Linked DNA regions of Homo sapiens: region 1 is linked to region 2. Evidence: chromatin contacts called from ENCODE Hi-C data. All regions are on one chromosome and are shown on one strand. Each heading gives the region's core, a stretch centred on a gene start or an enhancer-like site at or near the end of the contact. The rest is flanking DNA. Distances are from core to core; before and after follow the strand shown. Region 1 holds the start of KATNA1 (katanin catalytic subunit A1). Region 2 overlaps UST (uronyl 2-sulfotransferase).

Region 1 (6,901 bases), core at 3,599-6,098, 580 kb after region 2:
TTGTAGAGATGGGGATTTCACCATGTTGCCCAGGCTGGTCTTGAACTCCTGGGCTCAAGCGATCAGCCCACCTTAGCCTCCCAAAGTGCTAGGATTACAGGCGTGAGCCACCATGCCTGGCCAGGTTTTTGTTGTAACTACCAAGAGTTCGTAACCTTGTCCAGTTCCTGACCCTCAGCATGGTCACATTCTTGATCCTCAGCTCATCCCTTCCAAGCTGGGATTACAGCTTGATTCTTGTGTGATTACTTCTGCCCTGAAGCCATCCATGCCCTACAGAGACACCTAGTCTGGGCAAGGGTGTTAGAAAAGTATAATTGGGACCCGCTGCTAAAAGTATATAGTTGTTCTAGATGAGCTTGGATGTCAAAAGCCTTTCATGTCTTTTGACATGAAAGCCTCTCTCCCTCTTTTCCTTAATAGTCTCCCTGGAGATCTTTCTTCCCATTTTCCCACTAAAAAAAATCTAAAATAGTCAGGCATGGTGGTTCACGCCTGTAATCCTAGTACTTTGGGGTGCCAAGGTGGGAGGATTGCTTGAGCCCAGGAGTTCAAGACCAGCCTGGCCAACATAGTGAAACCCTGTCTCTACAAAAAATACAAAAAATTAGCTGGGCATGACAGGGCACACCTGTAGTCCCAGCTACCAGGAGGTTGAGGTGGGAGGATCACCCAAGCCCAGGAGGTCAAAGATGCAATGAGCTGTGATCACACCACTGCACTCTAGCCTGGGTAAAAGAGTAAGGCTCTGTATCAAAAAAATAAAATAAAATAAAATAAAAATAAATTTAAATTAAGTTGTTACTTATATATAGGTGGTCCTCGTTTTTTTCTTGAGGGCCATGATTCAACGGCCCAAAACTCATACAAGTCCCTCCAAGCCTTCTTTAAAGGTTCCATGTTTTGAACTCTTTCTAGTCAGATAAAATTCTTTAGAAGCCAATGAATTGATATTTTCTAACAAACATGAATGTAAAGTCTAATCCAAGGCCACATTAACAAATGACTTGAAAAATCCCTGATTATCAAAGAAACAATGTGCTTGCAGAAAATAGTATTAAAGCACTCTTAGTTCCCTAATTGTTAGCCGAAAATAATTTTCCCCATTCCCTTATTACTCTCTAAGCCCAAAACATCCTTCTCGAATGTCACAACTGTAAATTTATGAAATTATCCCAATTTTCAACAATATATCTTTATCATTGCTAAAATTCCACTGCAGGAAGACTAGAAACTGGCTGTATTAAGCACAATATCTGGCAATATTTGAAGAATTGAATCCATTTGAAATAAAAAGCTGGCCGCGCGCAGTGGCTCACGCCTGTAATCACAGCACTTTGGGAGGCCGAGGCAGGTGGATCACCAGGTCAGATCAAGACCATCCTGGCTAACACAGTGAAACCCCATCTCTACTAAAAATACAAAAAATTAGCCGGGCGTGGTGGCCAGCGCCTGTAGTCCCAGCTACTTGGGAGGCTGAGGCAGGAGAATGGCATGAACCGGGAGGCAGAGCGTGCAAGTGAGCCAAGCTCGCGCCACTGCACTCCAGCCTGGGCGACAGAGCAAGACTCCATCTCAAAAAACAAAAAACAAAAAAAAAAAAAAGAAAGAAAAAAAAGCTGACTGACTCAGTGTAAGCACCATGAACTATAAACACAATCTATTGGTTCAACATTAATAGAACACTTATAAAGATGAGATTGCCCCAAAATTCAGGCTCTTGGTTACACAGATTATTAGAGAGAAGGATAACCATACACTATGCCTGCTTTATTCACAGCAAGTTTTTCCTTTACATTATTCTAACAGAACCACCCTTTTGCTTACATGCCTTGAGTATTTATGAGTTAGCTAATGACTAAATTAACTTACTTAGAGTAAGCAAGATGCAATGTGAAATTTTAACTCAAGTGACAGAATCAAATTTTTAAAAATACTGAAATCGCAATTTTACAGCAAATTTTCTAGCAATATAGTATGTGATGCAGTGCTGTCTCTCCACAGAGAAAGTTTTTTTTTTTCTCCTCTAGGATTAGGAAAAAGAAGTGATCACAGAGACTGAAAAAGAACAGGCAAAATATTGAAATATCTGAGTTCTAAGATTCTTATTCTCTCTCTAAACAACAAATACAGGGCCCTGCCTATTTCACACCTAAAGAGGATACCTTACCCATTTAATTTTTAAAGGACTCAGGCTGGGCTCCACTTATTTGCAGTTTTTTTTAACATAATGTGCATGGGTCATTCATTCAAGAAATATTAAAGGAACACCAACTAAGTTGCAAGGAATTGCACTGAAGACAAAAATAAGACAGAATTAGACCTTGAAATCCTTGAAGTTTAATAGAAGGGATATCACCTTATTTATTCTAGGTGGGTTTTCTTTGCTTAGTAAGAGAAGACAAACATAGAATATTATTAAACACAGACTAAAAAATCAGCAGCAATGTTGGAAGGCTGAAAGTGTTTTTTAAATACCTCTCTGTAAAATTTACCTCCTAAAACAAAAAGATCACGAAGCCCAATCATGCATCTTCCTGAAGGCATTTCAGTAAAGCAAGTGTATATGACTTCAAAAGTGGCCATACATTGGTAAGTAATTTTCAGAATGTTCATCTCTGGGATATGAAAGAAACCACATGCTAATTTATAGTCAGCCACTGATGATTACGAATAAGCACAATAAATGAATGACCCATGACCAATTACAGCATGGCATACATTTTTCTTACCTTTATAACCATCATATGATAAATACTTAAGCACAAGAAAGTTACCACTATTTTTTAAAAACACCAAAAAGCAACCTGTTCAGAAAAAAAGTACATATAAAGTCCACTCTATTTGTACAGTAAACTTTCAGTTTACCCTAAACAAACAAATCAGTGAGTTTAATTATTAAAACGTAATTTAAAAGTCATATTCAAGCCCTATCGATAAACGCCACAAGCAAAAGCTATTTGGCATGTTATCAACACTGACCATATTTATGTGATAATACTATCTTTTTTAAACAGTCAAGTGGCTAAAAAAACCCAAACTATTGTTAATAGAAATTCAACAATGTTGTTAATAGAGTGAATTCAACAAGATTCTCTAATCCTCAATATTTGTCAGCATCTTGATACCAGTTTCAAAATGAGGTGGAGAATCCCTTGTGGACTACATAGCATGCCTATTACCTATAAAAATGTAAACGCTTCTTGAATAACCAACGCTATAAAGAAGCTTTATATAGCTTTTCATAGTCTAGGAATGTTGGGAAGTTGATCACTACTGCGTGTTTTTTTTTTTAAAGGTATTTACAGGCCACAACTTGTTAATGTTAATACAAAACAAAGTTTTGCTCCTATTTCTTGGTATAAGAACAAAAACCGGCCGGGCGCAGTGGCTCACGTCTGTAATCCCAACACTTTGGGAGGCCTAGGCGGGCGGATCACAATGTCTGGAAATCGAGACCAGCCTGGCCAACATGGTGAAACCCCATCTCTACTAAAATACAAAAAATTTGCCGCGCGTAGTGGAGCGCGCCTGTAGTCACAGCTACTCAAGGAGGCTGAGGCAGGGGAATCGCTTGAACCCGGGAGGCGGAGGTTGCAGTGAGCCAAGATTGCGCCACTGCACTCCAGCCTGGCGACAGAGCAAGACTCCGTCTCAAAAAAAAAAAAAAAAAAAAAAAAAAGAACAAAACCCAGCTCTTTTGGAAAAGAAAATAGGGCTTTATACTGAGACATTTAAGCCCGTAAAAACATTTCAAGAATCTGTCTTAACATCTACTAAGGTGATTATCATTGTGATTACGTGACAAAGATCTACTGCACCCATTCTAAAACATCGGGAATGTTTTCAGCAATAACTAGAGGTCTAATTTCAAAGAGGAAGACGTAAATTAGTGCTTTCAAGAGAAAAGAGCATCACTGTGCTGTTGGAAGTTAGTAACTAATATAAAAGCGGCCCTTCGCGGTTTTAACAGGAAACTATTTTTGATTAAATAAGAGCTTGAGATTATCCACTGTAAGGCACTTCAGGATCTACGTTTATCTCTAACTTTGTCATCACATTTGTATGAAACAACTGTTTCGAGGGAAAACTTTTCTAAAAGGTACCAACTCTAAACCAAAAGGCCCACAGGCCTTCCAGAGGACGCCGGGCTCTAGAATAAATAAGAAATAACATCCCCAACAATATCACTCGAACCTAACAAATTTTAAGAAAAGAAGTTGCCTCCCAATGTCATGGCCATCGGGATTTTTACCTGTGAGGGTTTCGGGGTGGGGGGCGTGAGCGGGTTCTGGAGAGAACCAGTCGAAAAATCGAAGAACTAAAAACTCGGCTGGTGACTTCGCTAACGACACAGATCAAAAGATGGGATCGACAGGAGCCCCCGAAAAGTCCTCCGCCTGACAGGATTCCTCAGGTAGGGGGACTGTCACCTAAGCCAAGTTATCGTGGACAACAGCAAGGACCTAGGACCTCAGCTCAGGCACAGGCAGGCTCACGGAGGGTTGCGCGGCGGGTTCTCGCTGTGGGCCCCCCGAGTCCCTCACCAGCCCGGCCCTGGAAAATCGGGGGTCCCCAGAGCACCGCCAGAGTGAAAACTCACCTGCGGCGGCCCAAGCTCCTCGGGAAACCGCCCAACGCCAGGCACAGGGGATTGGCGGAGTGGAGATCCCGGCAGCGAGGAAGGAGGGCCTGACCCAGTCCAGCCCACTTTGCTCTCCGCTCACGGCCCCAGTACTGCCCAGTTCAATCGTCAACACCACCTGCCGGCGCGGCTCCTGCTCGCCGAGAATTTGAAGACAAACCCGCCAGGGTCACTTCCGGTGCCGGGGACGACCTCGGCGACTCTGGCGCACGCGGGGCGTCGCCCCGGGAGCGAGGTCGCTGGGCGGGAGCGGCGGAAGAGGGTGTGGCCGGGCCCGGGGCCGCGCGTGCGCATTCTTGCACCGCCTCCTCCCGGCGGACGCAGCGGAGACCAGGGATAGTATAGACCTTGGTGTAGATGGTATTATGGTACTACCTCGCGCGCCTCTGTACCTTGTTCAGGTGCTTGCTCACTTTCCCTCCCACTTGATTTTCACCACACTCACACACACACCGAGGTCAGGTGTCTATTTTAGAGGTGAATGTCCAGGATCAAGCAATTCGTTTATGACAAATCCTGTTTTAGAACCTAGTATTCAGAATTCCCCAGCTGGGCTCCATGTCATGACATAACAATAGGGAGGAGGTAAACAAAGATTCTCGGACACACTGCTAGTGGGATTTTATTTTCTTGATTTTTTAATCACCGTTTTAATATGACCAGACAAGGAAAATGATGCTATTTCATGACTTACAGATATGTACTGCACAGGGCTTCCTCCAGTCTCAATCTCCACCCTCTGCCATCACTTGAGGCAGAATAGGGCACTTCTCACACATTCCTTTAAAAACGCAAGGTAATTAAGTTTCTAACATTAAAGCATCCCGACTGGGCACAGTGGCTCATCCCTGTAATCCCAGCACTTTGGGAGGCTGAGGCGGGAGAATAGCTTGAGCCGGGAGTTCAAGACCAGCCTGGGCAATATAGTGAGACCCCCCGTCTCTACAAAAAGTACAAAAATTGGCTGGACATGGTGGCGCACGCCTGTAGTCACAACTACTCAGGAGGCTGACACAAGAGGATCACTTGAGCCCAGGAGTTGGAGGCTGCAGTGGGCCATGATGGCGCCATTGCACTCCAGTCTGGGAGACAAAGTGAGGCCCTATCTCTAAAAAAATAAAAGCACCCCAGTCATCTAACATAGACATGTAGAAGCAATTCAGGGGAAATACATCCATTCAGTCAACAAATGTTTACTCAGCAACTACTATGTGTGAGACAGTGTTGGCACTGGGTATACAGTGGTCACGAAATAGAATGTTTCATGGGGCTTAAAGTCTTGTAACGTCTCAACTGAGTGGAAAATGATAGTTTCACTGTAGTAAATATGAACTCTATTGTAATAGGGAACAGGAAACTATATTTAGTATATATTTTTGGAATCAAAACCAATTCAGGGAGGTACAGATTAATTACCCTAATTCAACCTTCATCCTTTATGTGAGTTCAAAGGTATGCTAATTTATAAAGCCAATTTACAGTTAAAAAACTTCTCAAAGGCCACAAAATTAATACATATTGTATGATTCCATTGATAAGAAATTCTAGGCCAGGCACGGTGGCTCATACCTGTAATCCCAGCACTTTGGGAGGCCGAGACGGGTGGGTCACTTGAGGTCAAGGCGTTTGAGACCAGCCTGGCCAACATGGTGAAACCCCGTCTCTACTAAAAATACAAATATTAGCTGGGTCTGGTGGCGCACACCTGTAATCTCAGCTACTTGGGTGGCTGAGGCACGAGAATCGCTTGAACCCAGGAGGCAGAGGCTGCAGTGAGCCAAGATCGCGCCATTGCACTCCAGCCTGGGTGACAGAGCAAGACTCTGTCTCAAAAAAAAAAAAAAGAAAAAGAAAAGAAATTTTAGAACAGGCAAAACTAATCTATAATAATAGCTGATCAGTGGTTGGCTGCCTGAGGCTGTATTCAGGAGGAGGGGGAGAAGAAATAGATTGCTGAAAGTCCCCAGGAAATATTTAAGGTGATGGAAAGGAAATGTTCTGTTAGGGTAGTGCTTACACAGGTGTAAACATTTATTAAAATTCATCAACAGTACACAAACTGGGCACATTTTATTACGTGTACGTACGCGTATTATATATGAAGATTTTTTGGGTTTTTGTTGTTGTTTTGAGACAGAGTGTAGCTCTGTCGCCCAAGCTGGAGTGTAGTGGTGCGATCTCGGCTCACTGCAACCTCCACCTCCCAGGTTGAAGCCTCACCCTCCCCGAGTAGCTGGGATTACAGGTGCCCGCCAC
Region 2 (6,969 bases), core at 3,338-5,837:
TGGATACTCCCAAAAGCCCGGGCTAAGTTCTTCCACCAGGAAGTGTTCAAGACTGACCAAAGAGCCACAGTTCACATTGTATCCACAGCAAAGTCCTTGGCACATAGGTCAAATGGATGTGATTGAATGACTGTTTTCCTTCTAAATAAAACACTTTCATTTTGCTAATGGAGAAACATCACTAAAAAGTACCAAAAGTGATGGCAAATTAAGTAACTGACCAGCATTCATACAGCAAAGTCAGGTCACACAAATAAATGTCTTTTTACCCAACAGTGTTTGAATCTTCAGTTAATGGCTGGGGTAAATATCACACCCAGCACAAATTCATTAGCTGCAAGACGGTGGCTTCTACATAGCTATTTGTGTTTGTGGTGAACCTTCCTTATCATGGCATGTCTTAAGCTTGGCTAAGTATTTGCAAGCGTTCTGTCACCATAACATAATGTTCTTCAACAGAGTGGCTAAGAAAAGCAAATACCACTACCTCTCCAGAACAACCTGTGATCCAAACCTTCTCTGTCAGCCTACTATCCAGAAATTCAATTTCCAGAAATGGAAAGTTTGCTCAGGAAGGACCCTCAACTAAGGAAGGAATTTAGCTAAAAAGTGAAGTATGCATAGTCAACACTGAAAGTTGCCCTTTGGGTTAATCCAGTCTTGCAGATGGATTTAAAATACAGGTTTCAAATCAACAAACATTTATGGAGGGTGGTTAGGTGCCAGGCATGGAGCTGGACACTGGGGAACTAAAAATGAAAAAGACACAGTCCCTTTCAGTGTGAAAACATTTTTGCTGGCTTGCAAGTTTTTCACCAGATCCTCCCAGACTTACCAAAGCATTCCCCTCATCTTAGAACACTCAAGCCCTTCTTTTCAATGGATTCCCTGAATGCCAGAATACACACAGGGCAAGGAGAAGTGGGTGGTTATAGATTTCCACTCAATTTGGAAATTAACAGCCTGTGGTGTAGCAAAAAGGTGCAAGGCTGAGAATCAGAAAGCCCACTTTCCAGTGCTTGGACTGAAATGTCCTGGCTGTACAGCCTTGAGCTGGTCTTGTGACCTCTGGGGCCCTTGGTATCTGTAAGTAAAATGGGTACTGGGAAGATTGAGCAAGGTAGTGAGGGGCGATGTGAAAGCGCATTAATCCACAGAGCCCTATGAAAATGAGAGGGATGTGCTTCTCTGCAGGACTTGTATGAGAAGTTGCACTGTTCGGGCTACTATTTGTAAAGTTTTAATAATACAGAAAGCAGCCCCCTCCTGGCCTCATGCCAGGTTTTATTCTCTACCAACATTGGGTGGCCAACTACAGATTTTTATGTCACTGGGGGCCAGCTGTTAGAAGAATCTCCACTCAGGACCGTAACTACTCTGTAGTGTCCCTGCCACTCCCTCCCCAGGGACAGCGCAGAGCCTGGAAGTCTATCCCCCTGTGGCCCTGACTCTATGGCTGATTGGACATGTCTATAAAGAAAAAACAATCTCTATTGTGTTCTTTAAATAGAAAGCTCAAAGTTTGTTTTTTTACTTTGTTTTCCCTCTTCTGAACACTTCATAGCTCAAAACCAGTGCCTATTTTGAGGAAATTTTCAATAGTTATCATAAAATTAACTAAGGGAATTATTTGACCAATCCCTAAAGGTAATAAGAAAAAACTTTTTAAAAAAATATCAAAAACATCCTGAAGCCACAGCTTCTTTTTGCCAAAAAGTATTGATGAATTAAAGTAGAGAGGCAGAAAAATGTGCCTTGCCAGCACTATTGGTCCCAAAAGGCAACCAAACCACAAAGTTAAACACTGAAATGTACAGACCCCAGCCAGATGGGAGGGTAGACTGCTTCTCGCTAAGGACCCAGCATTTGTGGGTCTCCTAGGAATTTCTGTGAAACTCCTTCAGATACTGCCTTTGTGCCCAGCTGTCTGTCTCCATCTCACAGACACAGCCAAGCCTTCCTTGAATCTGACAGCACCCTCGTCCTTCTGATGGTTTCTTTTGTTCCCTCAAGAAGCCTGTACAGAGGAGAACTGTGTTTCCCCAGGTGCTGAGCTGTGGAAATACAAAGATAAATGGGGTATCGCTTTTGTCCTGATCACTCAGTATAAAAAGCCTCTTTGGAAGAACAGCTAAATGAAACCTGGTGGAGATGTTAAGAATAAAATCTAGAGAAAATTTTTTAGGAGGTGGATAGTGCCTCAGAGGCCTCCTAAAAGTTTTCCATCTCTTGATTGAAACACACACAGAATCTATACTCTCAGACGTGCACACACAGCACATACGGCAAATCTTCATGATCTTGTAGTAAGTATGAAAGACCCAACTCCATGCAGAGTATTTAAGATAAGCCCAATAAGCCTGGTCTCCCTGGTGAGGATTTCTGACCAAACAGAAGAAATGTTGACTCCAGCAAATGAATCAGAGTGAGATGCCCTCTCTGCCCCCATGGTGACAAGCCTTGTGAGCAGGCATCTCCCTTAGACTGTGAGCTCCATCCACTCGTCAGCAATGTGGAGAGTTAAGAACCTGGGCTCATTAGTCAGACTTCCCCACACCCAACTTCGGGCTTCACCACTTACCAGCTGTGTGAGCCTGCACAAACTTCTAAATTCCAATGCCACAGCTTTAAATGGTGATAATAAGAGACCTCTACAGCACTGGGAGCTTTATAAGGATTAAATGTGTGTTTAGATATCTTACAATTCTTGGCACAGAGAAAGCTCTCAAAGTGCCAACTGATGATGATGATGATGGTGATGATGATGATGCCCCATTCACTGCAACAATTCCTGTGCGTGGTGCAGAATAGCTATTCAACAAATCTTTGCAGAAAGAGGGAAGGAAGATGATATTGGGCACACCAGTGAGGCCTAATTGAAGCCTTGATTTTGACGAGAAGCACTTACTCTCTAGGTTTATGAAAGCCTGAATTTTAGAATCTTTAAAGCAGAAGCATAAAACTCGACTTTCTATAACAGCCAGTCAGGTAACATAAAAGAATGAACCGGCATTTAGAGTCTGAGGCAAACTGGAAAGCCCTGGCCTCTTTCACGGGGGCAGTCACACTTGGCTCCAGAAGAATGTAGCCGCCCTTTGAGAAAAGCCAGAAATCCAGCTTTCCATGTGAAATAGACCAAGCCTTACAACAACTGAATCCATTTCTAAAAAAAAAAAAATACCCCACGGGCCAAACAACACATTGCCTGCCAGTCCGATCTTGGGCTGCCTTTTTGCCACCCTGTCTTAAAGGGAGGAGCTCTGTATTCGTCTCTTTCTTTTAAAATGTTTATCAGTGGGCACAAGAGACATGAGCCCCTTGAAGTTACTCTCAGTTCCTGCTAGGATCAGAGAACGCTCATGGAGTGAGGTCTTCACTTCTTCATGGTTAATCCGACAGTATGTGCTCACCTAACGAGGGCTTCTTCCCTTCCCAAGGAATGCTACTAATAAGTATAGATTTTTAAAGCATAATTGTTTTGTGGCTGAAATAACAACAATTATTTGAAAAAAAATCCTAACAACTTCCTCTAGAGCTGCTATTATGGCAGTCTGGAGAGAGGCTGATTCCATAGTCCATGTAGCTTTGTTTTGTTTGGATGGAAAGTCTGGCATTTTACAAAAATGTGGAAAACTTAGCAATGGAATGACTTTTCCATAGCACCGATTATCGTACAGCAAGACACACATCCATATGTCTTTGAAATGAGATTTTTAAGAATTCTCTGCTTATTATACAAGACAAACCACCTCTGGTCTTTCCATATGAAGGTGATAGTTTTCTACAGGCTCATGAAAGCTGCCCTGGTTATGGTGCAGTACTTAAAGTTAGGGAAAAATCTCAACATAGATGGGGACCCAGATTCAAATTCGTTTTTTCACTTACCAGCCAGCTATGTGACCTTGGGTAAGTTTCTATTTCTCCATCTGCAAAAGAGGGGTCATGATATTCACCTCACAGGGTTATTGAGAATATCAAATAAAATAATGTATATGATGATCCAAACTCATAATGGGTGTTCCCCATCAATATTGGTTGAATCTGAGTCTCTGTTTCTCCTGGCACAAAATAGCACTCCTGTTTCTGACCGCGACATAACCCTCTGGCAATGTCATTAACCTTATTAAATTTGGCAGCTCTGTGGAAAACGAAGGTCAAAAAAGCTGTCATTGTTTATATAAACTGTTCATTTTGTTGTTCACAGTGCTATGAGGACTAAAGGATAGAGGGTTGGATGCTGCCACCCAGGGAGTAACCAGGGAGAAGGGAAGAGGCTGGAACAGAGCCTGAGGAGGACTGGTCTTTATAAGACAGGCTGGGAAAGAGGAGGGCGTAGAGAAGATGGAAAGGGAGTGATCAGAGAGAGGTGAGGGTGCCAGGAAAACACTGTTGCAGATGCAGGGGTTTCAAAATGGAGTGTGTGGCCCACAGTGTGATGGGGTCATGCTGTGAGGCGCCCTCTGAGCTACCAACAAGGAAGCGAGAGTAACTGAATGGAGTACAGAAGGAACAGAAAGCAGGTTTTGGTGAGTTCAGTCACGTACGTAAGCTGAAAATGTTACAACAAATGTAGACAGCTCTTCAGGAAGTTGGGCTGTGATGGGGAGGAGAGAGAAAAGATGAAAGAGGGAGGGTGCATGAGACAAGGGTTTTTTCAAGAAGGGAAGTGAGTTTTGATGGCAAGGAGCCAGTTGAGAGGGAGAGGTTGACAATGAAGAAGAGGGGGTGGATGAGGGAGAGAAGGAAACTCCAAGGAGGCAGGGTGGGTAGACAAATGAAGCAAGAATTGGATATTAATGCAAAACTAGAGCTTGGGGAAACATTAGATCCCATAAGAATCTGCCAAACCAGCTGATACTGACCCTCATGTTTAGACGGGGGATTTAGGGAGGGATTAAGAAGAGTAAGGAAGACTGAAGTAACTGAAATACACGAGACAATCTGTTGTTATTGGAGGGGTAACAGGAAAAGCTTCTCCTCCACCCTCTGAAGCTTACTTGAAAATGAACTTACAATAGGCAGATTAACAGGAAAAAAAGGAATAAAATTTATTAATATGCATGAAACTGAGCATGGTAGCTCACTCCTGTAGTCCCAAATACTCAGGAGGTTGAGGGGAGGATCGCTTGAGCCCAGGAGTTTGAGGCTGCAGTGAGCCACCACTGCACTCTAGCCTGGGCAACAGAGCAAGACCCTACCTCTTAAAAATAAAATGCTACACAGGAGAAAATCACAGGAGAGTGGTTACCTCATAACCCAGGGAGGTCCAGCTTTTTTCTATACCTTTCTTCATAGGGAAAGGGGAAATGGAGGTTAAATGTGGCAATTTTGAAGAGTAGTAAATGATATTTAAGGGGAATGAATGGGCCCAATGCTCAGACAATGGAAGGTAAATAATTCTCTTTGGGAACTGAATGGGACCCAAGAACAGGCAATAGTTTGGGACAACGTTCATCTGAGCTCTGAGTGTGGTGTTTAATCTTCAGTCCCTTCCTCTGTGACATGAGTTTTGATCTTCTCTGATTAATGAAATTTTAGGGGAGGTGACTGAAGGCAATTTTGTTCCTCTTTGGCAGGTCCAATTTCTAGGTAGATAAGGGAACTTCAGAGAACAGCTTCATCCAGGATGTACTGGTCTCCAATGGCCTTCAATTTGAAATATCGCCATACCAAGTTGCCATATTTGGCGGTCACCCTCCCTGGATCCTTAACTATTCAAGAAAGGATCTTTTAAAGCTCTTGCCTTGTAGCCAAACATGAAAAAGTCCCCCTTCCCTCTTGTCTTAAAAGTCTGTCCTCTCTGTGGAGTGTTCTAGCAAACATAGGGCTGGGCCTCCTCATGTTCTGACTAGCACTATCAAATAGCCAAAGCACTTTTGTCAGGCTGGTAAGGTGACATGCAATTAAAATTTGGTTGGAAAGGCTACCTGGGATCTTATCAAATATCAATCTTATTAAAGACCTCTCATTACTGTATAAAAGTTGGATAAGATATGTCAATGTAGGGGGCTCTGAGTGAAATCATAAGAGCCAGTACTTTCCAGTCATAGAGTCGATGGAGTGCACTGGGATTTTAGATGCTGGTTATCACCAGAAGTCTGTCGTTTTCCGAACATGGTAAATACTAGGTCAATTTCTGCCTGGGATAGAATGTTTCCTACTGGAAACACAAAATTACAAGTTTAATCTAAATAAACCACCAGGACGCAGTTTTACCTCTCAGGTGGAACTCTGCAAATAGTGGTTGTTGGGGTGGTTTTCATCACTGACTCTGAGTATTGGACCCAGAGATGATCGTGCCCAATTTTTTTTTAATCGGCCCTTTTCTCCTCCCAAACTATAAAGCCATTAGCCATTCCCTCCAAAACACCTGCCAGTTTCCTGTGAGATCGGTTGTTAAGTTTGGGTGCCTCAGTCAGCAGGAGGAGTAGTAGGCTCTAGGCCTGGACATTGACCATTATGCTCTACCACACTGTGAAGAAAGGTGTGAGAAGCAGTAATAGCCCTCTCACCTGTCCACACCAAGAAACAACACAGCAAAAGCACAGCAGCTGATTGTCATGAGGAGCCTCCTACCTCTGCCACTTTCTGGCTGCATGACCTTGAATGAGTTATAGCCTTGGCCTCAGTTTCCTCATGTATAAAATGGCTCTTCCATCAAGGGGTTATTGTGAGGATTAAGTATGATTGTGTGTACAAGTGCTTAGCTCAGTGCTTGCTACACATTAGTTCCCATTAACTGTAGCTGTTACTATAAAAATATACCACAAAGCATTAGGCTCAGCCAGGACTGTCACCATCTCGCACCATATCAGTTAACTAATCGTGCAAATATGTCCTGGTTCTTTTCACTTGTACTTGAAGGACACAATATCACATTTTATTGATGTATAATATTTTACATATTTATGGGATATGTATGATATTTTTTTCCATGCATAGAATGTGCAATGATCAAATCAGGGTGTT

What was found. Hi-C counts contacts between places; a loop is a spot of excess contacts on that map. Pooled maps may share reads with other maps.
Region 1: a pooled map shows a loop between it and region 2 (2.4-fold over the local background). The contact joins the promoter of KATNA1 here to the enhancer-like site in region 2. A Hi-C loop is called at or near these places in 2 of 37 single-sample maps with no recorded cell type and 7 of 50 pooled maps.

The regions. Positions count from the first base shown.
Region 1 is chr6:149,643,866-149,650,766 of GRCh38, forward strand. KATNA1 (katanin catalytic subunit A1) reads right to left here and starts at 4,849. Exons shown (of 11, transcript NM_007044.4): 1 at 4,604-4,849. RefSeq lists an enhancer at 4,649-4,728 and a silencer at 4,799-5,068.
Region 2 is chr6:149,061,729-149,068,697 of GRCh38, forward strand. The region is part of intron 7 of UST (uronyl 2-sulfotransferase); the gene reads left to right. Among named protein-coding and RNA genes, the nearest start is that of UST-AS2, 33 kb to the left of the region's middle. RefSeq lists enhancers at 4,164-4,243, 4,264-4,673. Within about 2 kb of position 4,588, at least 9 of the 41 ENCODE cell types and tissues checked have a DNase peak (open chromatin) inside an H3K27ac peak, as active enhancers do.